Regions from separate parts of the Homo sapiens genome. Here regions 1 and 2 are each linked to region 3. A link is a loop called in an ENCODE intact Hi-C map of the cell type or tissue named here. Cell type or tissue: K562. All regions are shown on one strand. Region 1 overlaps LOC105370784 (a long non-coding RNA gene). Region 2 has its middle 15 kb from the start of THBS1. Region 3 has its middle 130 kb from the start of THBS1.

Region 1 (8,000 bases), 55 kb after region 3:
CCTCCCACAGAAGGAAGCTGAAGACACCAACTGAGCCCCCTCTGATTACAAAAGCCTTACTAGCCACTCTAGCCTCTAGTGACCATCCATTCTGCACTTCCCTCCAGGACCAGAAAAGAACAAAAAATGATAGCATTTCATCAATACCATCTAAAGCCACTTTGAACATTTGTGAGGTTAAAATCACGGCAAAACAGTTACCCATGAGCAAAAAGATAGGACTATGATGGTATGGACAGAGACATTAGAGATATTTAAAGTTCTAGTTTTTCTGGGTTTTTTTTTCCTCTTTGGTAATGTTGTGGTGGCTGTTTTTGTTTGTTTGTTTGTTTGTTTTGAACGGCTACCAGGAAAAGGAGTTTTATTAACACAGTTTATTTGTACATAGGATAAAGTCAAAGGGAATTATAATGGTAGGAGACAGAGAATACTCCACAGCAGGGAAAACTCAAAAATTACCCTTGCTTTTGTGACTTGAAGTTGCTTACCACCTGTGTCATTGGGAAAGTATGTCTGCATCTCAAGAATAGCTCATATGTGATCTCCTCACCATTATTATGATAATGTAGCATTAATTCAGCATTTACCATGTGCCAGTCATTGTATGAGGCCTTGGTATATGGTTTCTTAAAAATTGTTGTTAAGGCAAAGACAACTCTTCTCCCTCCTGCCTTTCTTCTCAGCACCATTTTTGTTTGATGCCACACTTGTGACATTTGGAACTCGCAGAGGTCCTGCCTTCAAAGAAAAAGCTCTCCTGGCTCCTCTTCAGAGAAGGCCATTCTCACACAGGGCTCACCTGTGAGGCTGTGGGACCAAGAGCTCCCTGAGTCCACAAACCAGACCTGCCTTTGCGGCCACTCCTGTTGGGGTTGTGGGTTAATTGCTGCACTGTGTTTTGGTGCCGATTTTAAGGCATATTTTTATATACACATTTTCTCAAAAGTGCAAATTTGGTGTCAGGTTTTATATATAGGTCACCATAATTTGTATTATGTCCCCTCATTCAAGGAAGGTGTCTGTTAAACTTGTTAATAAAAACAGAAAGAAATGGTTTTTTTTAAAGTTTTGTGGTTGTTGTCATCGTGAAGCAGTACCAGTATTCAAAGGCCAGATTTGTCTGGTTTTACAGTTCATGCTCTTAAACACAAGACCATTCAAGTTCCAGAGTCATATTCGTGAACAGTTTACACATTGGTTAAAATTTATGAGCAAGTTTCTCCCCAATTGCCCTTCATTCTCTCTCACACACACACACACACACACACACACACACACCACTACACACCACTGACCCTCACTCTTTCTCCCTGCCCAGGGAGACAATTAATGCCATCATCACATTGCTCAGGGAGCCCAGGCTGAATCTAACGGTGGGAAGCTTCCTACTGCCCTCTGACGTCTCCTGTCTCTTTCACAGACTCTTCTCCCTTTGTCCAGCCCATGAGTGTGTTTGGTTCTTGGAATTCCATCTCTGGCCCAGTCTTCTTCCTACCCTACATGCTTTCCTCCCCACCCTTAGCTTCCACCCACACGCAACCCTTTGCTCACACCACCCCCATCCGTGACTCCAGGCAAGATCTTGCTCCTGACCTCAGGCTGTGTAACTACAGCTGCTTCCTTCCCTGTGGCCACCTCGGCCTAGCCACTGGATTGTGAGGTCCTCAAAGATGAGAACCACGCCTCACTCAGCTTCACGCATCCTGCATTTCATATATTTTTAAATATAATATATAAACATGTAAGTGAATGAATAAGTGGGTTCAATTACTGTCTGTTTCATGAATAACAAGTTAAGGTAAAAAGAGAAAGAAAAACTTTAAAAGGAGAAGCCATACGTAGCTTTGTCTTCTCACCTAAGATAGAATGTGCTAGAGTGGATTCCACGAGATAGAACAGGTGTGCTAGACAGTGGCATGGGCAAGTATGCTTGCCAAATACTAGATTTTAAAAATAATTAAGCGGGACATTTTGATCCTCTAATATACATTACTACAGTTCAAATATTCAAAATATATACATAAAATCAGGTATCACTTAATAACAGGGATACCTTCTGAGAAATGTGTCATTAGGTGATTTTGTCCTATGTGAACATCAGAGTGCACTTACACAAACCTAGATGATAGAGCCTACTACACAACTAGGCTAGATGGTGTAGCCTATCGCTCCTAGATTACAAACCTGCTCTGCATGTTACTGTACTGAATACTGTAGGCAACTGTAGCACAATGGTAAGCACTTGTGTATCTAAACATATTTAAAAGTAGAGAAAGTACAGTAAAAATAAGATATCATAATCTTATGGGACCACTGTTGCATATACAGCCCATCATTGATGAAAATGTAGTTATGTGCCACGTGACTATATTTTACATTTTTCAGCACTTGTTAAATGTATTTGATTACATTTCTGTTTGGGTTTGTTTGTTTATTTAGTACACATTCACTGTTCTGCAGACTGAGATTCTATAGTTAACCAATTGGGAGAACTACGCCCTGGAATATAGGATCCTTGATTAGTCACTGCTCATAAGAAAATAATTTTTAAAACAACAACAACAAAAACCCTTCAAAATTGACACAATGGTTGTATTCAGAGCTTTTAACCTTTTCTAAGAACAAATCAGTGGATCTATGCAGACACAAAAGAGACTGAGACTTGGCCTCCCGGGAACCACACCCCAGAGGGCGGGGGATCTGGACGTGGCCACACTTCAGGTCGCTCGGGTTTTCTATCCATCAGGCCACCACTGGCAACTCACTTGCTATGATGAATACCGCTTTCTTCCTGCAGCCGCAAGTCAGTGACATTTTGGTCATGAAACCCACATGCACTGGCTCTAAACTGCAGCGCCTCTCTGGGGTCTGGGGGTGGAGGGTGACTCCTCATGCTACAGCAGCTGCAGGAAGCGCTGGGTGACATCACCTCCCCCTAAGCCAAGAAGGTCAGGCCCAGAGCAGCCATCTTTGGACAGAAAACACACAAATAATCCACCTCTTTCCACCCTGGAGAATGAGCTCACAACTGCGGGGGGCCCAGCTCTGTATGCATGCCAGGTGATGTCAGGGTGAGTGTCCTGGCATCCTGACACTCTGCAGGTGCTCCATTCATGGACACCCCACAGTCCACACCAGATGGCAGCGTGGGAGAGGGACATCAGCTCTAGACCTTCCCTCACTTCTAGTTATAAGCCTTTGGGGGACTGACTCGCCCATTTTCTTGGACTGTGTTATATGAATGTTGGGCCAATCATAATGGGATAGATACTGGGGTAGGGTGGGGATGGAGAAGGGCTTCTCTAGAGGTTTCTGTACAAATAAAATTCCTGGCAATAAGCTCTCACTTCTATCATCAACTGCTATTCTCTGGGTCATGGAAAATCCTGCATGGTTGGTCACACAGGGGGATGGAGTGGAAAAGTTGAAAGAGAACTGATTGGCTCTCGGAAAGGTGAACAGAGCTATAATAGAATGGAAGAGAAGCCCACACAACAAGTTGGACAACCTGACACCTAACCTGGGCTTCCCGATTCCGGACTTTGCTTTGTCCAAAGCCAAGTGGCAAAGAGAGTTCAAAATTACCCTGTATTTTGATTCCATGAAAAATGAGATTTTTTGTTGTTGTTCAATTGCTGATACACTTGGCCTTACTATACCCTGCTTTCTCATCGCAAATAGAAAATGGGCATGAATATAAATAGTGTGTTTCTTTGAATCCCTCAAAAGAAAAGTTTCCAGTTTGACACCCACATTTAAATTGCCTATAATTTCCTCATTGGAATCTTTGAAGCCCAAGGCCTTTCTGTGTCAGGAGGTGACTGTTGATCTGCCTGACAGATGACGTGTCGGGGACACTCACATGGTTACCTTAGAAAGATGTACCCTTAAAAGGAAGAAGTCCCATCAAGCATTGACTCCAGCATTTAATCTCATGCCGGAAGCTGACTGAGGTGGCTATTTAAGGAAGGAAAGGAGACAAGGAAGACAGGAGGGAGAGAAAGCAGGACAAATGGAAAGAGGAAATGGAGAGATGGTATGGGGAAAGGGAAAAGAAAGGAAGGGAAGCATGGAGGGAGGAAGAGATGGAAGGAAGGAGGAAAAGGGGGAAGAAAACTTGAGCTAATGAGGAGCCCATTGGATTCTGTAAATAAACCACAGAAACAATGAAGCCTGGTTCTTCTGAAAAGGGTTCCCACTTTCCCCAACTTCATCCTGGTTCAACCAGCCTCAAGACTGAGGCGACTCAGGCAGCTCTCAGCGGCTTCAGCCTGCAGTCCCAGTGGGCTGTGAGTCACGGGCTGCGCTGCAAGCAGGCTGCTCTGAGAGAGCCCTGGAGAGCTGGCCGTGGGTGTTCAGACCATTCCTGCTGCTGGTCAGGAACGTCCCTTCAGGAAGTTCGTTCACTCCAAGGTCGTTCTCTTTAGGATTTAATGAACAAGCCACAAAAATGAAGGGGACCCAAGGTTTGAATCCTGAAGCCCCAAACAATATGCCAGCCAGTTTATTTTTCCTCTTGGAGCTTAGCACATCCTTCAGGAAACTGCAGAAAAGAGTGACCTCGTCGTGAAGGTTCCTGCCTGTAAAAGACACAGTCCTTTCATGGCACACAGATGCCTCTGGCAGGGCAGAGGAAAATGCTTCAACTTCGACAAAAGAGGCATCTCTACCTGCTGTCAACAGCTGGCTCCTGGCAGAACTGGGAAGGTCCAGGGACAAGAATCTGAATCCTACATCCTCAGCCTACTGGGGCCAACAGCACCTTTGCCTCTCAGCACCCATCAATCACAGCCCTCCACCAGCTCATCCTCGATGAGTTGTCCCTAAGCAGTTCAGCCCCATAGCCTTCTCTTGGGATGACTCCAGGCTTTCCCCACACTTCTGTCATTACCAAGCTGAACAAAACAGCTCCTCTCCTGGAATTCATCCAGCTGCCGACTTGCGAGGGTACATGAGCAGCTGTTGTTACAGTGGAGAGAAGAGGGTGTGGGCTTTAGAGTCAGACAGCCAGGGCTCGAATTCCAGTTCTGCAATTACTTGCTGGTGACCTTGGGAAAGTAACTTAACTTCTCTGAGACTCAACTTTCCTATGCTAGAAGTCATGATAATAATAGTAGGGTCGTTATGAGGATTGCATGTGTCATCTCTCTGAGAGCAGAGAAACTGTCTATTTATTAGTGTTTAACCCACATAAAGCATTGAGTAAATATTTATTGAATACATGCAAAATGCTTCACACAGTGTTTAGCACATAGACGACTGCAATGAATGGATAGTATTATCTTCCTTCTCTTTATTTTCTGCCTCTCTCAATGCTTCCCATGGAGGAGCTTATTTTGACCCTTGTGTCAGTCAGGGTCCCAGCAGGAAACAGATGTTGTGTTCCAAATGGGGAGATCTTCATGAAGGAGCCATCTGCAGGGGTGGCTGAGAGAACCAACAGGGAGAGTTAAGCATCCCACAAGTAGCCACAGCAGAAAGGTGCCAACTCTCCTCTCCCTGGAGGGTCAAGCAGGGAGCTGCTACCAGAGCCCTAAGTGAGAGAGCTATAGCTGTGAGGCCAGCTGCAGAGGATCCAAACCCTTCAGGGAACAGCAGAGCAGGGAGGGAAAAGGGGAAATTAACACCCAAGCCTTCCTCTCCTCCCACTCTATGATCTCTTGCTGCTGCCTCCCAATGGCCAAGCCCAATATCCACTGATGAGATCCTTGTAAATCAGCTTCCACAGAGCAGCCCAGAGAAGGGTAGGCTGGATCTAGCAGTGCAAATGGAGAAAATCTAGCACAGCCATTAAATCTCCAAGGATTTATGTGAATAGTCATCTTTCCTCATCTACATAGGTTCTTCTGCAGATTTACACTACAAAAGACAATATCTTCTCAAAAAAAGCTGAGATCAACAGGAGACTTTAGATTCAAAGATGATATGAACCACAATTTCACCTTGTACGTCTTCCTGTTGGGGGAATCTAAACAACTGGAGCACAGCTGTTCCATGGAGCTGGTTCCACAGCTGTATCACACCTTTGCTGCCCTTTCTCATACTACAAATTTTTACATGTAAAATCTAGAAATGGACATATTTCCATGCCTTGAAAACAATAGAAGGTGAATCCAGGCATGAATAACCTATAGGTAATTTTCTATGTTTGCAATATATGGGTATTTTTAAATACATAATAATTAAAATCTACTGACACTTTCCTGTCATCTTTGTATTGCATATTGTGTTTGTAAGAAGAAATTCTAGGCTTGAAGAGCTAAATAAGTCCACTGCTAAAGTGCTGGCATATTGGTGGCAGGGGATAAGCCAGATAGCAATTGGAAGCCAGTTCTGCAGAGGCCCCCTGGTCTTTGAAGGTTGGCATTCACTTTCCCAACACTGCACAGGTTGGGTGGACATCCTGCTAACTGGCATTCAGCCCTACTACCCAACAGCTGCCAAGAGGCCCAACGCCTTCACTGGATGTGGAACTCAGTGCTGGTATCTGAACACTAGCCCTCTAGAGGGTCAGCTTCATCTGTTAAGTGTATGCAAAAATGTATAAAGCAAGACGATAACCATGTTAAAATGAAAGCATACTCACAGTGAGGCATGGTTAGTTCTTCATGGACTCTGCTTCAATCTAGTTACCTGGCCCTGAGAAAATGGCTGTATTTAGAAATGGATGGAAGAAATGAAGGTGTTGATGAGGATAGCCAAGAATTTTGGAGCATTTCTTTTGTTCTAGACACTACACTAACTGACTCACATAGGTTAACTCAACCCCATGGCCCCCTACCCCGCCTCGCAAATAAGCATATGTTGTAGATTTTCCTTTAGAGATGAGGAACACAAAGCCAAGTGATATTAAGTTACTTGCCTAAGATAACAAAGCTGATGAGTGGAAGAGCTGGGATTGAAAATCAAGCAGTCTAACTCCAGATTGTACTTTTAACCACCAGACGATTCTGCCTCTGATTATGTTCCCTAAATATTCAGAGAGAGAGAGAGAAAAAAATTGGAAGAACATGTATTTTTCAACTTAAAAGCAGCTTGCTTCAGAGAGTGAGATAATAAGTGAATGTTTCTCTCTACTTTCTACTTTTTTGCTCTTTATTTTATTTAGGAGTCAATATATTAATTTCATAATGGAAAACATAAACTTCATGTCAAAAACCTATTTGAGGAATCTGGTTCTGTTATGAAAGTATGAGTCCCCTATAGCCTAGACCTCTTGCAGATGACAACTGCAAACCCTACACAGAATAGAAGCCAAGAATAGGCCAACACATATATAGTCAACTGATTTTCATTTAAGGTGCTAAGGCAATTTAATGAGGAAAGAATAGCCTTTCCAACACATGCTACCAAATCAATTACCTATCCATAAAGGAATAAATGAATATTGACCCCTAACTCTCTTCATATACAAAAAGGAATTTGAAATGGATCACAGACTTCCATGCAAAATATAAAATTACAAAACTTCTAAAAAAGATAAAGGAGAAAAGTTTTGTAACCTTGGAGTGGGCAAACTTTTCTTAGGAAGAAAGTAAAAATAATGGAGCATTTATTAGAAATGTTGTTTGCTCAATGCTACTTCATCACAATTAAACACTTTTATTCTGTGAAAAATACCATTAAGAAAACAGACAGGCAAGCCACTGCCTAGGAGAAAATATCCAAAGGACTTGTAACCAAAATGTATAGAGAACCCTTACAACTCAATAATTACTTACAATTATTGAACTAGACAAACAACCTATTTTCTTTAATGGGCGATGAAAGTTGAACAGACACTTCAAAAGAGTATCTATCAAGGGCTAAAATCATATATAAAGATGTTTAACATCATTGGTCATCAGGGAAATGTAAGTGAAAACCACAGTGAAATATCACTCCACATCCATCAGAAAGATTTAAATTAAAAAGACCAACCATACTAAGCGTTGGCAATGATGCAGAGCAAGCAGAACTTGTATACACTACTGGTGGAAATAGCAAATGATACAAATTTT
Region 2 (8,000 bases), 110 kb after region 3:
CAATAGTTCATTGTCAAATCTTACCTGCTTCACAAAATTTGGGTAATCTATGGTCTAGAAAAGACACTGCCTTTTATAACATTGAATAATAACAAAATGGCCATATATTCAATAAATACTAAGTAATTACTAAATAATTCAGCCTGGTAAACCATTTTTAATTGTGTCAAAAGCCAAAGGTATCATTCAATCTTTCCTCATTTGAGATGTATTGCATTTCTTATATGTGATGGTTAATTTTAGGTATAAACCTGACTGGATTAATGGATACTCAGGTGCTTGGTAAAATAATATTTCTGAGTATGTCTGTGAGGGTGTTTCTGAGAGATTAGCATTTGAATCAGAGGACTGAGTGAGGAAGATTGCCCTCACCAAGAAGGGTGAGCATCATCCAATCCATCAAGGGCCAAAGTAGAATAAAAAGGCAGAGAAAGGGCGAATTTGCCCTCCTGGATCTGGGACATCCACCTTCTCCTGCCCGCAGACATCAGAACTCCAGGTTCTGGGGCTTTAGGACTCAGGGATTTACACCAGTGCCTCCCACCCCCCAGATTCTCAAGCCGTTAACCTCGGACTGAGAATTATACCATCATCTCCCCCAGTTTTCAGGCCTTTAGACTCAGACTGAATTATACCTTTAGCTTCCCTGGTTCTCCAGCTTCCACCTGGAATATCATGAGACTTCCCAGCCTCCAGAATAACATGAGTCAAAGCTCATGTACCCCGCTCTTAGAGAGAAAGAGAAATTCTATTGGTTCTGCTTCTCTGGAGAACCCTGTCTAATACAATATACAAGGCAACTCTTTACTGTGAGGAAAATGGAGTCATTCAATCCTCACCATCCCAAACAGAACAGGCTCTTCCACCACAGCCTCTATCAGGCCCTTGTCGGCAGGCCTGGGGCATGAAATCACATAAAGTGGACTCTGGATGGAGAAGGCATTCAGGAACCAGTGCACCGGTCTGCAGTGTGCAATAACCTCACTCATGTGCCCCTATACCTCCATTTTCTACCTCTCTCTAATAAGAACATGAGGGATTGCTTTTAATACACAGATTAGCATTTGGGCCATTCATATAAACATACAACAATCCTGTCAACAGTATTATAGTTGGTGTCCTATAGTTGTGCCTCCTCTAACCTGTGAATTAGCAATAGATCATCCTATCCAGAGGCTTGGTCTGTGTGCTTCTTCTAAAGGTATCAAAATAAAGAAGTTGTTTCTTCTTTTCTCTGCTCCATAATCAATATACAACACAAAGCTTCATTCATGCATAGTTTGAGCTAGGTCATAGCATGACCATGTCCTAGAACTTACTTTCTGCCTTCCGATATCCATAGTAAATAGCCAAAATATGTACTCAATACATCCATTTTTAAAACTAGTCAATTTAAGATAAGAAATATCACAAATGGGTTTTTGGCATTATAAGATAAAAAGATCAATTGATTGAAAGTCTCGTTCCTTAAGATTGAATTTAATTGGTTTGATTGACATCATTTATCCACAGTCCATAAACCAAAGTTATCCATCATCATTGATGAACGGCATTTGAAAACTATCATCAAATTAGTTGCTTAGAAATGCCAAGATGCCACCTTAGACAAGGAAGGCCTCTGGCAAAATATATTCATGTGCTGCCTAATGACTTTTGTCCACCATGGACTGCATATATGACAGTAGACTCATAAGATTATAATACTGTATTTTATTGTATCTCCTCTAAGATTAGATATGTTTAGCTACACAAATACTTACCATTGTGTTACAATTTCCTACAATATTCAGTACAGTAACATGCTGTACTTGTTTGTAGCTCAGGAACAATAGGCTATACCATATAGCCTAGGCATGTAATAGCCTATACCATCCAGGTGTGTGTAAGTTCACTCTATGATGTTCACACAAAGATGAAATCGCCTAAGGAAGGACACAACTCTCAGAACGTATCTGGACTGTAGGAGAACAACAATCTGATTATCAGATCTTCAAAACGTGGGCAGCCTTACAAGATTCAGAGTTTAACTGATAAGCATGTAATTTGCAATTTCCTAACCCTGGAATTTGTCAAGATAATGTTATAATAGTCCCTTATAGAACTAATAGACTCTTCCAATAAGTAGATGCTGCTTTGTGAATTCAGTCCTATCGTGAGACTTCTGAATTGGGATCTTGGAATCTCATTAGCCTCAGAATCCTAAATTTATAATAAAGATGCATAGAGGCATAGTGAGTAGCATTTGGAAGATGCTCTTAATTCTCAGTTCTCCAGTTTGTCTTAATCTTTTTATATAAACTCCTCTAATCCTCAACCTGGCTTCTGCCTGTGCAAAAGTCAATATATGAGTTAGTTACTACTCCCCAGTGAAAGACGATAACATTTTAGGAGTGATACTTTATGTATATTTAGCATTTGTCATCCCTAAACTTCAGTTATAGAAATTCTCGCATGAATCCCCAAAATATGTCAGTGAACTAACAGTCTGTAAACATACAATCATGGCATTTAATATCGTATTAGCTACACAGAAAAATAAGGTATTTTATAGCACATGCTCAAGAGATTTCACTATTGACATTAAAATCTCCAATGGAAATACTCCTTGGAATTGAGGATATATTGCAGTAGTGGTAAAAAATATTAATATTTGTTGAGAACTCACCATAGCCCTGGCATTCTGCTAAATATTGGATATCCTTTTCTCATTTAAACCTCACTGCTATCCTAGGAAGTAGAAACTATTATTACCCCTATTTTACCAGAAGCAAATTGAATCAAGAGAGTAACTGTTTTACCCAAAATCATCAGCAGGAATGTTGCCAAACAATGGCCTCACTGCCTAAGGTACACAGAAGTCAGTACTATGGCACCAGCTTTTGAGAAAAGAAAGGGCTTTATTGCAAGTCAACTGCCAAGGAGACAGGAGCCAACACTCAAATCTGTCTTCCTGAACAAGGGTTTGAGAGCAGGTTTTCCAGGCAAACAGCAACAATGCAAGGGACAGGAAAATGAAACAAGGCATGATCTGATTGGATCATGCAAAGAAGTCACGCCAGGTCTTTGGTTAAGTCCATACGGCAGCAAAACAGGGCACCCCTTGCTTCTTAATTTGGCCCTTGCTCCTTGATCCAAGCACTTGGGTTCCACACATCATTGACTTTTTTATTCCAGCTGGCTCCAGGGTCCTGAATCAGGTACCCTTAGTTCATTTGGGCATGCTCAGGTAATGTGACCAGCAACCTGGGGGTCCCTTGCACTGAAAAACTCATCATTTTGTTACTGACAACGTTGAATTGGTTCTGCCATTACAGAATGACAAATTAACAGGAACTGCAGTGATCTACATGAGGTGTTGGTATCTTGGGCTAGGTCATAACAATGGAAATAGAAATGAGTGGATCTGGGGTCACTTTGCAGGCAACAGCAGCTGCTGATAGACTGAGTGTAGCAGGTGGAGAAGCAGCAGCAATCGGGGTGGCTGCTAGGATTCTGCTTGAGTAGTTGCCCTGATGGCATTTATGTATATGAGAGAGAAGTAGGTTGATGCGTGTTCCCAAGAGGAGAATAAAACACATTGTAGTCATGATCTACAAATTAAACATACAATTATACACACAGACACATGTATCTATACATATTTAAAACATGATCCTAGAGAAGGATGTTTTTTCTCTTGCTGTTTTTCATACTGTCCTATCATGGGAGACCCACAATTAGGACTCTGAAGACAGCTGTTTGCTTGGGGTTTTGCTAATGCTTCGGTGTATCAAAGTAAGGCACACACTCCTGAGGAGAAATCTGGCATGGAAACATCCTTAAATGCCACCCTACCCCTCATGGTTTATATAAGCCTTAGCTACAGCATTGTCTAGAAATGGCTATTCTTTGTCTTTTCTTTGGAACACATTTCTCACTTCAAATGCAACTACCCTTTGCCAGCCCAGGATTTTCCCAATACTGAACGGGTGCCCATCTTCAAGGACAATTCCAAATGTGTGCCCCTGCCTTTGGAACAATGAAGAGGGTTTCGCTCATTGTTTTTCTTGTCTTATCTGCATCCAGAAATTTCTGGCTTGTGCCATTTTAATTTTATATACTTTTACTTTATTTCATTTGAATTTTAGAAAATAATGAGTATTTAAGAGAATAAGTGTTTGAATTTAAACAACTAGGAGTAGGATTACTGCATGTAGAGCCTGGGATTGCCATTTGAAGTCATTAACCAGCCTGAGACCAACCTTTCCAGCATGCCTGCAGGGATGTCTTCCCGGGTTCTGATACATCGCACATTGTGTGACTCCCAAGCAAGCTCTTGGCCACTCAAAGAAAAACCACTGAATCAAAGGAGATGGCATATGAGTCATTTCATCAATTACTTATTTCACATAGATTTAAAACTATGTCTTGCTGAGCTCAACTTGACTGCATGTTTGAATAGTGAAAGACATTGTGTGAAAAAGAAAAGGGGCAAATCTAATCACAGGCACAAATACCCTTCTAGAACCACATTTTAGATAAGAGTGTCCCGCAGAGGCCGGGTGCGGTGGCTTACGCCTGTAATCCCAGCACTTTGGGAGGCCAAGGCAGCCGGATCACGAGGTCAGGAGATCGAGACCATCCTGGCTAACATGGTGAAACCCCGTCTCTACTAAAAAATACAAAAAATTAGCAGGGTGTGGTGGCGGGCGCCTGTAGTCCCAGCTACTAGGGAGGCTAAGGCAGGAGAATGGAGTGAACCCAGGAGGTTGCAGTGAGCTGAGATCGCGCCACTGCACTCCAGCCTGGGTGACAGAGTGAGACTCCGTCTCAAAAAATAAATAAATAAATAAATAAGAGTGTCCCGCAGAACAACAGTTCCTTGGGATATTAACAGGTATTCTCTCTTTTTTTTGCAAATTTTATTTCTTTTAAAAAATTATTGTAGGCACATAGTAGGTGTATATATTTATGGAGTACATGAGATGTTTTGAAACAGGCATGCAATGTAAAATAAGCATACCATGGCAACTGGGTTATCCGTCCCCTCAAGCGTTTATCCGTTGAGTGCAAACAATTCAGTTACACTCCATACATTATTTTAAAATGTACAGTTAAGTTATTGACTATATTCACCCGTTGTCTTATTCATTCTTTCTATTTTGTGTACCCATTAACCATTTCCACCCATTCCCAGCCCCCCACTTAACAGCGTACTCCAAAAGGGGAAAAATGATCTGTGGTCACGTGAGTAATGCTAGGTTAAGTAAATTTGAACAGGTTTCTTTACTATAGACTTCTCTAGATCTTTTTGTTGTTGATGCTTTTTTGTTTTGTTTTGTTTTGTTTTGTTTGAGATGGAGTCTTGCTCTGTTACCCAGGCTGGAGTGCAGTGGTGCAATCTCAGCTCACTGCAACCTCCACCTCCCAGGTTCAAGTGATTCTCCTGCCTCAGCCTCTCAAGTAGTAGTTGAGATTACAGGTCCGCACCATCATGCCTGGCTAATTTTTGTATTTTTAGTAGAGATGGGGTTTCACCATGTTGGCCAAGCTGTTCTCAAACTCCTCAGGTGATCCACCTGCCTCAGCCTCCCAAAGTGCTAGGATTACAGGCATGAGCTACCGCGCCCGGCCGACTTCTCCAGATCTTTAATGTGATGCTAATAGGTTCTGTATCTCCAAGAAAGGAGAGAGGGCATTTAACTGTTTCCCAAACTTATTTAATCACAGAAAGCTATTTTTGAGAATGTTTTGTGGCACATATTTTGAGAATCTCAATTCCAAAGGAAAGAAAAACATAAATAAGGGCTTAATTGAAAGGACAACCTCATTTAAAAGTTGACATAGAGGCCATTATTTGGGTCACAGAAAACTAAGGCCTGAGATTTGTCATGGAGTTCATGTCCCCATTTGGTCACTAAGATAGAGACTTGTCATTGTAATGGCTGCTCAGCACTGGTGAACACCCGCCATGAACTGACCCAAACCAGTGTGGCCACACATGAGGCGAGGCATGCCCGTTATCACACTACCAAATACGGAAACCAAGTCTTAAACCAATTTTTTGCTCCATATACAGACATTTACTTTACAATTGCTTATTAACAATTCATACAACACGTTTGGTTAGCTCAAAGAAGTCCCATTTTCTGTCCTTTTAGGGGCTCTCAGCACCACCTTGACTGAAACATTTTCTCAAGGCAGACATGGCAACATGCCCGAGGCAGGATTCTGGAAGGTTCCTAGGCCATGCCGGGCAACTTGGAATTCTCCAACTAAGTGGGTGGACACTGGGCCAGTTAGCGATCAAGTCTCAGGCACTATCCCTAAGAAAAAGGCTGCAGTCTTTGCTGGAGCCTTATACCCTCTTCATTAAAAACAGGAAGGGCTCTAATATTTTAGCCAATCGAGGTAGCAGTATTAGTTTGTGAGGGACCACAGGCTGGTAACAATAGAAATTTATTTTCCCAGAGTGCTGGAGGCTGGAATGCTAAGATCCAGGTGTTGGCAGGCTTGGTTTCTCCTGAGGTCTCTCCCCTTGTTTTGCAGATGGTCATCTTCTCACTGAGTCCTCACATGGCCTTTTCTCTGTACATGCACATCCCTGGTGTCCCTGAGTGTCCAAATCCCCTCATCTTATAAGGACTTCAGTCAGATTGGATTAGGGCCACAATAATGGCCTCATTTTAATGTAATCACCTCTTCAAAAATCCTATCTTTAAATATAGTCACATTCTGAGGTACTGGCGCTTAGGGCTTAAACATATGAATTGGTAGCAGGGACACAATTCAGCCCATACCAGTATCCTAAATATTGTTTTTTTTATTATAATGATATCCCATATCTAATGTTCATTTTGCTAATTAATGTCACTAGTTTCCACAGTGAAAACTCCTTTCGGATATTCACTATGCTAATTAGCAAAGTCTCATACACTTCTCTTCTTTTTTAATATAATTTCAACTTTTCTTTTAGATGTGGGGGTTCACGTGCAGGTTTGTTACCTGGGTATATTGTGTGACGCTGAGGTTTGAGGTATGAATGAATCCATCACTGAGATAGGGAGCATAGTACCCAATAGGTCGTTTTTCAGTCCCTTACTCCCCTCCTTCTCTTCCCCCGCTAGTAGTACCCAGTGCCTATTGTTGCCATCTCTATGTCCATGTGTACCAAATATTTAGCCCCCACTTATAAGTGAGAATATGTGGTATATGGTTTTCTGTTCCTGCATTAATTCACTCAGAATATCAGCCTCCAGCTGCATTCATGTTGCTGCAAAGGACATGATTTTGTTCCTTTTCATGGTTGCATAGTATTCTATGGTATATGTGTACCACATTTTCTTTATCCAATCCACCATTGATGGGCACCTAGATTGGTTCCATGTCTTTGCTATTGTCTCACTCACTTCCTTACATCACTAGCTCCATAATCAGTCAGGTGCAAGGGCATCTGATTGACTGAGCCTAATAGCAAGGGAGGCTGGTGAAGTATGTTTTTGGCTTTTATCCTGGGAGGAAAGGACTCATATAATTGGGCTCTTTTTTGCAGTATCTGTATTTCTTTGCATATTTCAGCATAGACAATGTGATATCATCTGTATGCCAGCTTCAATGCTAAGGGCAGCCAATTACCTTAATAGAGAATGTACACTGGAGGGTTGCTTACGTAGCAACACTCAGGAGACTTCAACAAATGCTCCGTTTATACCTATAAACTGAGTAGTGTCCTCATAGGATCAGCGTTGGATGGGGTTTGGCCAAATGTCATTATTTCAACTGGTTCTCTGTCTTTTGGAGATTCTGTGTTACCTCACAGATAATTCTTGTAATAAATCCCTTTTCTGCTTAAACTAGCCAGAATTCATCTTTGCAGCCAAGACACCTGATACAGTTACCAATCCTTAGATTTTCAGAAAGCATATGCAAGATATGTTATGGTATAGTGATCTCCTCTCTCATAAAACCAGGGAATCACAGGTTGACCAGCTGACCTGCCTAATTTAGACATCTCTATACCT
Region 3 (8,000 bases):
TGGCAAATCCAGAACTAAATTTTAGGTGCCCACTAGCTTCCAATCTTCAGTGTTTTCCATCAGATTTCACAGTTTCTACTGAACAACGTGTAAGTAACACGATTCTACAAGCAGGGCAATGGGTTGTTTTCAAGATATATACCTTTAGGTATTCGTAATGGAGTTTGGCAGCTTCAGAAAAACTAAGTTGTTTACATTCAACTGTCTCTTAACAGCACGAGCTAACTGTCCAAATGCAGTCAGAGATGTTAGAATTAATACTGAACGCCAAAGAACCCATCCCTTTTTTAATATCTTGAAACTGAGCCAGTAAAATGTCTTCCGGTTATTAATTTCCATAGTCATTTTCCTTTTATTCCATAAACGGGGGAAGGAAGAGCAGGAAAAATCCCTTTTCTCCTCCCAGGGCAGGATTACTAGTATCTACTATTGAGAAATCCATCTTCAGGTCAGAAATGTCCATCATCCAATGTTGATTGAGCAACAAAGTGTGAAGGGTCTTTTGCCAAGCCCTAGGCACCAGACACTGTAGAATCTCTTAGTGAGATTCTAAATTCACCCAGGCTAGACATGATTGTCTTCCAATTTTGGCCATGATTGATAAAAGAGAAAAATCAGTGGAAAAGCCAGAAATGTGAAAAGAATTTGACACTTCTGAAAGCTATTTGTTTGGGTTTGGTTTCTATTGGATGTAGAAATCAAAATCTCAAATAAAATTTTACTTGACCTGTATCTTATCTATATTTTACTTGGTCTATACCCAATAGTTTCTAGATCAAATTAATTAATGATGACCAAGAAAATTTCCATTTAGGTTTTCACTCACTATAATGGGAGCTAACACAGAGCAGGGATTTTTGCCTGGTTTCTTGACTGAATTTTCCCAAGTGCTTTGAACAGTGCCTGCCATACAAGTGTTTAACAAATAATTTAATAAGTAAGTAAAATCTGTGGCAAGATATTTCTTTCTAATGTCACTTGGACCTTGAGTGAACAAAAGACCGAATCTCCAGTATGCTCACATTTTTTAGATATAGTTACATTTTTGCGAGTTTGGGGTTATTGCCCCAGCAAAACTCTCCATTTGGAGAAAGAGGAGAGGATGAAATCTCTTGAACTGAGCCAGATGTCTCAGATATTTTCTTAACCTTTGAGTTGTTAAGATTTTGAAACATATCTCATGCTTATTATTTTACATAAAAGTTTTAAGGTTTGCCTTTACTTTTTAACTAGGCCCAGTTTAAGAACAAAACACAGTTTACTTTTTTTGTTTGTTTGTTTTTGAGATGGAGTCTCGCTGTTGTCGCCCGGGCTGGAGTGCAATGGCACAATATCGGCTCACTGCAATCTCCACCTCCTGGGTTCCAGCAATTCTCCTGCCTCAGCCTCCCAAGTCGGGGAAAAAAAAATAGAAATCTATTGGAAGAACACAAGATAGACTAGAAAATTTAGGGGAAAATTGAAGAATGGACTCCGAAGGAAAGGAAATTAAGGTATTTCTGGGGATCTAGGGAACAAAAGCCATGGATAGCACTGCAGGGTACACCTGCTTGGGAAACAGCCACAGTGGTCACTCTATTCAGTATTTGAATTCCAGACAGAAAGGCTAAGGAAGCGTGAGGCACTTGGACAGAATCCCACCAATACTGTAAACCATGGAGAAATGCATATCCCAAAGTGGGTGACTATTACCAGCATATCGGGAAATGGACCCTGAACAGGCAAGAACAGGTGTCCCTTACAACAGTGACTCCACAAGTACATGACCTACAACTGGAAAAGCATATCCCATCCTGGACAGAACATACGGCTGCCCTTCATGAAGGTGAACACTGGTAACAGATCCAAACAGCAACTGGGAAAGTCTTTAGGGGGCCAAATAAAAACAGTCTATTCAGCAAAATTTATACACAATTTGTTAAAATTGGTGTTGCATCAGGGACATGTCTCCTGCCCTGTGAAATGCAAGAGCTCTGAAATGTAAAAAAGGCAAGGCACCCTATGTAAACAGACTTCATTTTACGAATGAAATTGTCAACAGAAGCAGATTCGTGTATTTCCCCATTATGGGCTTTTACTGGTACTTCGTGTCTTTGGTCTTAATCAAAATACAGGAAGTCCCTGCTTTGCACGACAGCACAGACCATAGAAATGACTGTGCAAGATGAAACCATGTAAAGTGATCTGAATAATCAATGAGGAAAATTATAATTATTCCACAGCCTTTAAAAAATGTTGTCAAAGCATTAAAAACACCTCCTGTTTGTTATATATATGTAAATGAAAAGATAAAATTATATTTATTTAGTACACTATTATTTAAGTATTAGAAATAATTAGAATTAAAATATTTTATTTCTTTGCAAAAAAAAAAAATGTTACCCACAGTAGTTTGAACAGGGCTTGCCTTCTTTTTCTCATGGTACAATTATGGAATGAGCATCTTTTCTATGCCTTGGCAAAGTGTAATGCTTCTTTCTAAATTTGGGTTAGTTTCCAACATTTTATCCTTTGTGCTTTCAATGTTGTGAAATATCTCCAAGAGTTCCTTTAACATGAAGTGATTTCTTTTGAGCGTCACTTCCTCTGGGACATTTTCATCTTTTTCGTCACAGCCACTCTCCTCCTTTACGTGCATAAGTCCATCTTTACTAAGTTTCCCTGGCTGCATATCTAGAGTGTCAGCAGCAAGGTCACCAATTCCACAGTCAGCTATTTCTTCTAATTCCATTGACATTTGATTCAAATTTTACATTCATCATTATCAAATTTTGTTCTTTGCTTTATTTTTATCTTTAGTGGTCAATTCCCATTTTCTAACATTCATTTTTATAAAATGTCACATGAATTTATTACTAGTGACAAGGAGACACAGATTGGTGACAGATTATGAAGGGCATCTGTCACTGATGTAGCAATTTTTCTTCTGCAGAGGCAGCAGCATAGTCTGTGCTTCATGCAATCACTCACGGTTAATATACCAGGGTAACTGAAATTTGAACCATGCTGTTAGGGACTGGTGTTATTGAAGCAAACCGTGGTAACTGAAATCCACACATATCAGAACTCTGCAAAGTGAGAGCTGCCTGTATTGTGAAATATTCTGCTGGAAGCCTTTTAATGGGCCCTGAGACCTCTTATGACTTCTTTATTGCCCTATTTTTGGGAAATTCTTAGATAGGAAAACATCGTGTCTTATCAATATTTGCTTATAACTGTAACACAGAGTAGATTATATTTGATCACTGACTGCCTTGGAACTATCCAATAAATCTTATGTTTTACCCTCTGCCAAACAAGTTAGATTTTGGAACATCAATTTATTCTATCTGCAATGAAGCAAGATCATCTTTAGCTTCTACCTGTAAGGTTGAAACTAGTGAAACACTCCTCGCCCTTCAAGACCCAACTCAAATGTCACCTTCTCAATGAGCCTTTCCTGCACCCATCAGTTAGTCACACATCTTGAAGAACAAAGATTCTTCTTGTTCACCTTTATGTCCTTTGTACCCTGCACAGTGCCTAGCCCATATGAGATGCACAAATATTTCTTGAGTAATGATAATTTATCTCAAACTTTTTTAAAAAGTGTATTTTTCTAGTCAATAATTGGATGCTTCCCAGCATGACATTGTAAGTAAAAGGCCCAAAAGGAATAGTAGCCAAGAGACACAGTTTGATGGCCTAGCATTTACATCCAAGAGTACCAGAATCTAGTTCCAAATACTGGAGGGCCATCTTGGGTGTGATGGTCAGGACAGACTGGGGAAAGCCCCACTGAGTGGGCGTATGATCTGCATATAAATTTTGCTGACTCACGCTGGCTTCGGTGTTTGCAGTCCTCTCAATCCATAATGGATAACACATGGGGGAAGAGAGTTATGAAAAAAACATAGTCATATGGTTCAGTGTATAGATCTGAGGAAAATACCTTTTAAATGAAATTGAGCCAAACGTCTGTCTCACTCTGTTTGCAAAGTACACAGTACTGTATGGACTAATCAAACTTTATAGCTCTCCTGTGCAATCTTGTACATTCCTAAAAACATGTTTCTCCCAGAGCTGTCACTTGTTGGAAATGTGTCACTGACCAAACAGTGTTTTCTATACTACACAGAATGAAATGTAAATATCATACAAAGTCCATTTGACCGAGCTCATGGGAAAGCATGAAACAATATACATTCCACATTATGTCTTTCTCTCACAAACTACACACATGCACCACACAAAAATCAGAAACAAAAGCAAGAAAGTATTTGGCTCATTGGGCAAGTTACACAACACTCATTTCATTAAATTAATTCTTTTATCTGCAAATCCCTACAAATACTTAGTAAACTTCACCTGATGAAAGGGATTATTGTCATTTTACAGAAAACAAAGCAGTAAGCGTTTGTCCAATTGCACAATGGAACTCAGAAAAACCCAGCTTTCCTGAACCCAAAAGTTCACACAGATGTAAAAGCTATACAAGAGAACCATAAGAGGCTGCAATACATCTTTATACATGTTGTCACCACACAGTCAAGCTCCACAGAGTCAGGAGGCATGTGGATGTGTGTCTACACATTCAAGCACATGCATGAAGATGTAAGAGCAGGTAGACACTCCCACATGGAGATTATGGCTTCAGCAAAGCATGAAGAAGGTAGTGTGTGCATGATGAGTGTGAGAGGCGGATATAGTCAGCAAGCCAAAGAGTGACATGATGGGAGAGTGGCAGAATTTAAATCTGGGCAAAGTCAACTAGTATTGTGAAGAGTTTCAAATGTTTCATCTCAAGAATACAGTCTATAGACAATCGGACCTACATCTCCAGATTTTGAAAGTGAAGTTATATGAAGGCGTTTCTTCTTATTTGAAGAAGCACTGTTCTGCAGCAATAGAGCAAGCATGCACTTTCGAGTTTTGTTGTTGGCAGTGGCGGTGGCCATGGTGGGAGTGGTTTTTTTTTTTGTTTTTTTCTGGCAGAGACTATAGTTCTGATCTGGCAGGCCCAGTGAGAACTTTGCAATATGTCAAATGTATGACAACAAGAATTCTTACCTAATCATGTTTTGAATATTAGAAATCAGTAGTCCTTAATGGCTTAATATATTCTTAGTAAAGCAGCCCTAAGACAGAGTTCTTGGTGGATAATACTTGTCCGTAAGTTCAGAAAAAAGGATTTGCATCTATGTATTAACCCATCAGGAAGATTGGCTCACACTCGGACTCTACTTTAAGCTACAGAGGCAAGGGCTGCATCAACAGACTCCCAGAAACCACAAGGACTTCCATCCTCACAGCTCTGAAGATATGAGAGTGGCGGTGACCAGCTGTCCACGCAGGGACTTGAGGCTCAGCTGGGAAGAGGAGGCCTTGGTTTGGCCACCGGACACTCAGTTTACATTTCATCCTGTTTGCCCAGAGCCTGATCACATTCTGCCTCATATCCATGCTGCACTCTTCACAGTTTGCCTCTAGCATCTTCCCGAAGGGATAGACTGTGCCCCACAAGCTCACTGCTCTGCACACACCAGGCACAAAGCGGGTGTGTGAGTAGAAGGAAAGTCACCAAGAATCTTTTCTTTATAAGATATAAGAAATGTAATGTTCAGTGTGCCTTAGGAAACAAACTGATGTCTTTCTATGAATGGGGGGTCCCCAAGGCACCTCAGAATTTTTTTTTACAACATGTTTTGATATACAACTACATGGTGAAATCATTACTATTGTGAAATGAATTAACATGTCTATTGTCTCACATAGTTATTTTTGTGATAAGATACCTAAAATCTATTCTCTTAGCAAATTTTTAGTGCACAACACAACACTAACTATAGCCCTCGTGCTGTACTTTAGCTCTCTAGACTTCTTTATCCTACATAACTGCAGCTTCATACGCTTTAACCTACATCTCCCTCCATCCGCTCCTCCCTGCTGCCCATGGTAACCACTATTCTACTCTATTTCTACACATTCAGCTTTTTTTGGATCTCTGCACTTGTAAGTGCAGTCACACAGTATTTTTATATCTGTTTCGGGCCGATTTCACTTGGCATAATGTCCTCCAGGTTCACCCATGTTGTTCCAAATGACAGAATCTCCTTATTTTTTTAAGGCTGAATAATATTTCATTGTATGTATTGTGTGTATGTATATATACACCACAATTTCTTTTTTTTAACTTTTAGGTTCAGGGGTACGTGTTCAGGTCTGTTATACAGGTAAATTGTAAGTCACAGGGGTTTGGTGTACAGATTATTTTGCCACCCAGGTAATCAGCATAGCACATGACAAGTAGTTTATTCATTCTTCCTGCACCCTTAAGTATGACCTGGTGTCTGCTGTTCCCTTCTTTGTGTCCTTGTGTACTCAATGTTTAGGTCTCACTTATAAGTGAAAACACGTGATATTTGGTTTTCTGTTCCAGTGTCAGTTTGCTTAGGATTAAGGCCTCTAGCTCCATCCACATTTGTTCAAAGGACATGTTCTCATTCCTTTTTATGGCTGCATAGTGTTCCACAGTATGTATGCGCCACATTTTCTTTATTCAGTCTACTGTTGACGGGCAGCAAGATTGATTCCACATTTTTGCTGTTGTGAATAGTGCTGTGATGAACATACACATGTATGTGGCTTTATGGTAGAATGATTTCTATTCCTTTGGGTATATACCCAATAATGGAATTGCTGGGCCCAGTGGTAGTTCTGCTTTGAGTTCTTTGAGAAATTACCAAACTGCTTTCCACAGTGGCTGAACTAGTTTACATTTCCACCAGCAGTGTATAAGTGTTTTTTTTTCCCCACAACCTCACCAGCATCTTTTATTTTTTGACTTTTTAATAATAGGGAACCTAACTAGTGTGAGATGGTACCTGTTTGTGGTTTTGCTTTGAATTTCTCTAATGATTAGTGATATTGAGCATTTTATCATGTGCTTGTTGTCCATGTGTATGTCTTCTTTTGAAAAGCATCTGTTCATGTCCTTTGCCCACTTTTTAATGGGGTTGTTTTTGGCTTAAGTTCCTTATATACTTCTGGATATTACACCTCCCATTCTGTAGGTTGTCTGTTTACTCTATTGATAGTTCTTTCACTCTGCAGAAACTCTTTCGTTTAATTAGGTCGCATCTAACCATTTTTGTTTTTACTGCAATTGTTTTTGGCTTGTTATGAAATTTTTGCCAGGTCCTATATCCAGAATGGTATTTCCTAGGTTATCTTCCAGGATTTTTATACTTTTACGTTTAACATCTAAACCTTTAATCCATATTCAGTTGATTTTTGTATATGGTCCAGTTTCAATCTTCTGCACATGGCTAGCCAGTTATCCCAGCACCATTTATTGAATAGGGTGTTATTTCCCTGTTGCTTGTTTTTGTCAACTTTGTAGAAGATCAAATAGTTGCAGGTGTGCAGCATTATTTCTGGGATCTCAATCCTGTTCCATTGATCCATGTGTCTGTTTTTGTACAAGTACCATGCTGTTTTGGTTACTATAGTCTTTTATTATAGTATAAACTTCCTTAACATGATGCTTCCAGTATTGTTCTTTTTGCTTAGGACTGCGTTGCCTATTCAAGGTCCCTTTGGTTCCATACAAATTTTAAAATAGTTTTTTGTAATTCTGTAAAGAATGTCACTGGTAGTTTGATATAGGAAGAGTATTGAATCTATAAACTGCTTAGAGCCGTATGGCCATTTTAACAATATTGATTCTTCCTATCCATGAGCATGGAACGTTTTTCCATTTGTTTTTGTCATCTGATTTCTTTGAGCAGTGTTTTATAATTCTTGTTGTAGAGATCTTTCACCTCCCCGGTTAGCTGTATTCCTAGATATTTTATTCTATTACTAATTATTACAGTTGAGTGTGGAATTATTACATCATCTGTTTTAGTCTGTTCAGGTTGTCATAACAGAATAACACAGACAGGATGGCTTATAAACAACAGAAATTTATTTCTTACAGTCTGAAAGCTGGGAGGTCCAAGGTCAAGACACTGGCAGAT

Evidence for each region. A loop is a pair of places that touch in the nucleus more often than their neighbours do. Peaks named below come from ENCODE experiments on the same cell type or tissue, not always from the same donor. Only the 100,000 strongest peaks of a DNase experiment are listed, where the experiment ranks them.
Region 1: a loop joins it to region 3, with 5 times the contacts of the local background. A loop is called at or near these places in 2 of 110 quality-filtered maps.
Region 2: a loop joins it to region 3, with 2.1 times the contacts of the local background. A loop is called at or near these places in 6 of 110 quality-filtered maps.

What each region holds. Positions count from the first base shown.
Region 1 is chr15:39,507,213-39,515,212 of GRCh38, forward strand. It overlaps LOC105370784 (a long non-coding RNA gene), which reads right to left. Exons shown (of 3, transcript XR_001751505.1): 2 at 6,587-6,969; 3 at 5,194-5,427. Among named protein-coding and RNA genes, the nearest start is that of THBS1, 70 kb to the right of the region's middle. In K562, a CTCF peak has its summit at 3,132 (motif pointing right); a DNase peak (open chromatin) is centred at 4,289.
Region 2 is chr15:39,561,729-39,569,728 of GRCh38, forward strand. No RefSeq gene overlaps it. Among named protein-coding and RNA genes, the nearest start is that of THBS1, 15 kb to the right of the region's middle. In K562, no CTCF peak of the experiment used is centred here; no DNase peak of the experiment used is centred here; H3K27me3 peaks cover 2,865 bases.
Region 3 is chr15:39,451,806-39,459,805 of GRCh38, forward strand. No RefSeq gene overlaps it. Among named protein-coding and RNA genes, the nearest start is that of THBS1, 130 kb to the right of the region's middle. In K562, no CTCF peak of the experiment used is centred here; a DNase peak (open chromatin) is centred at 3,776.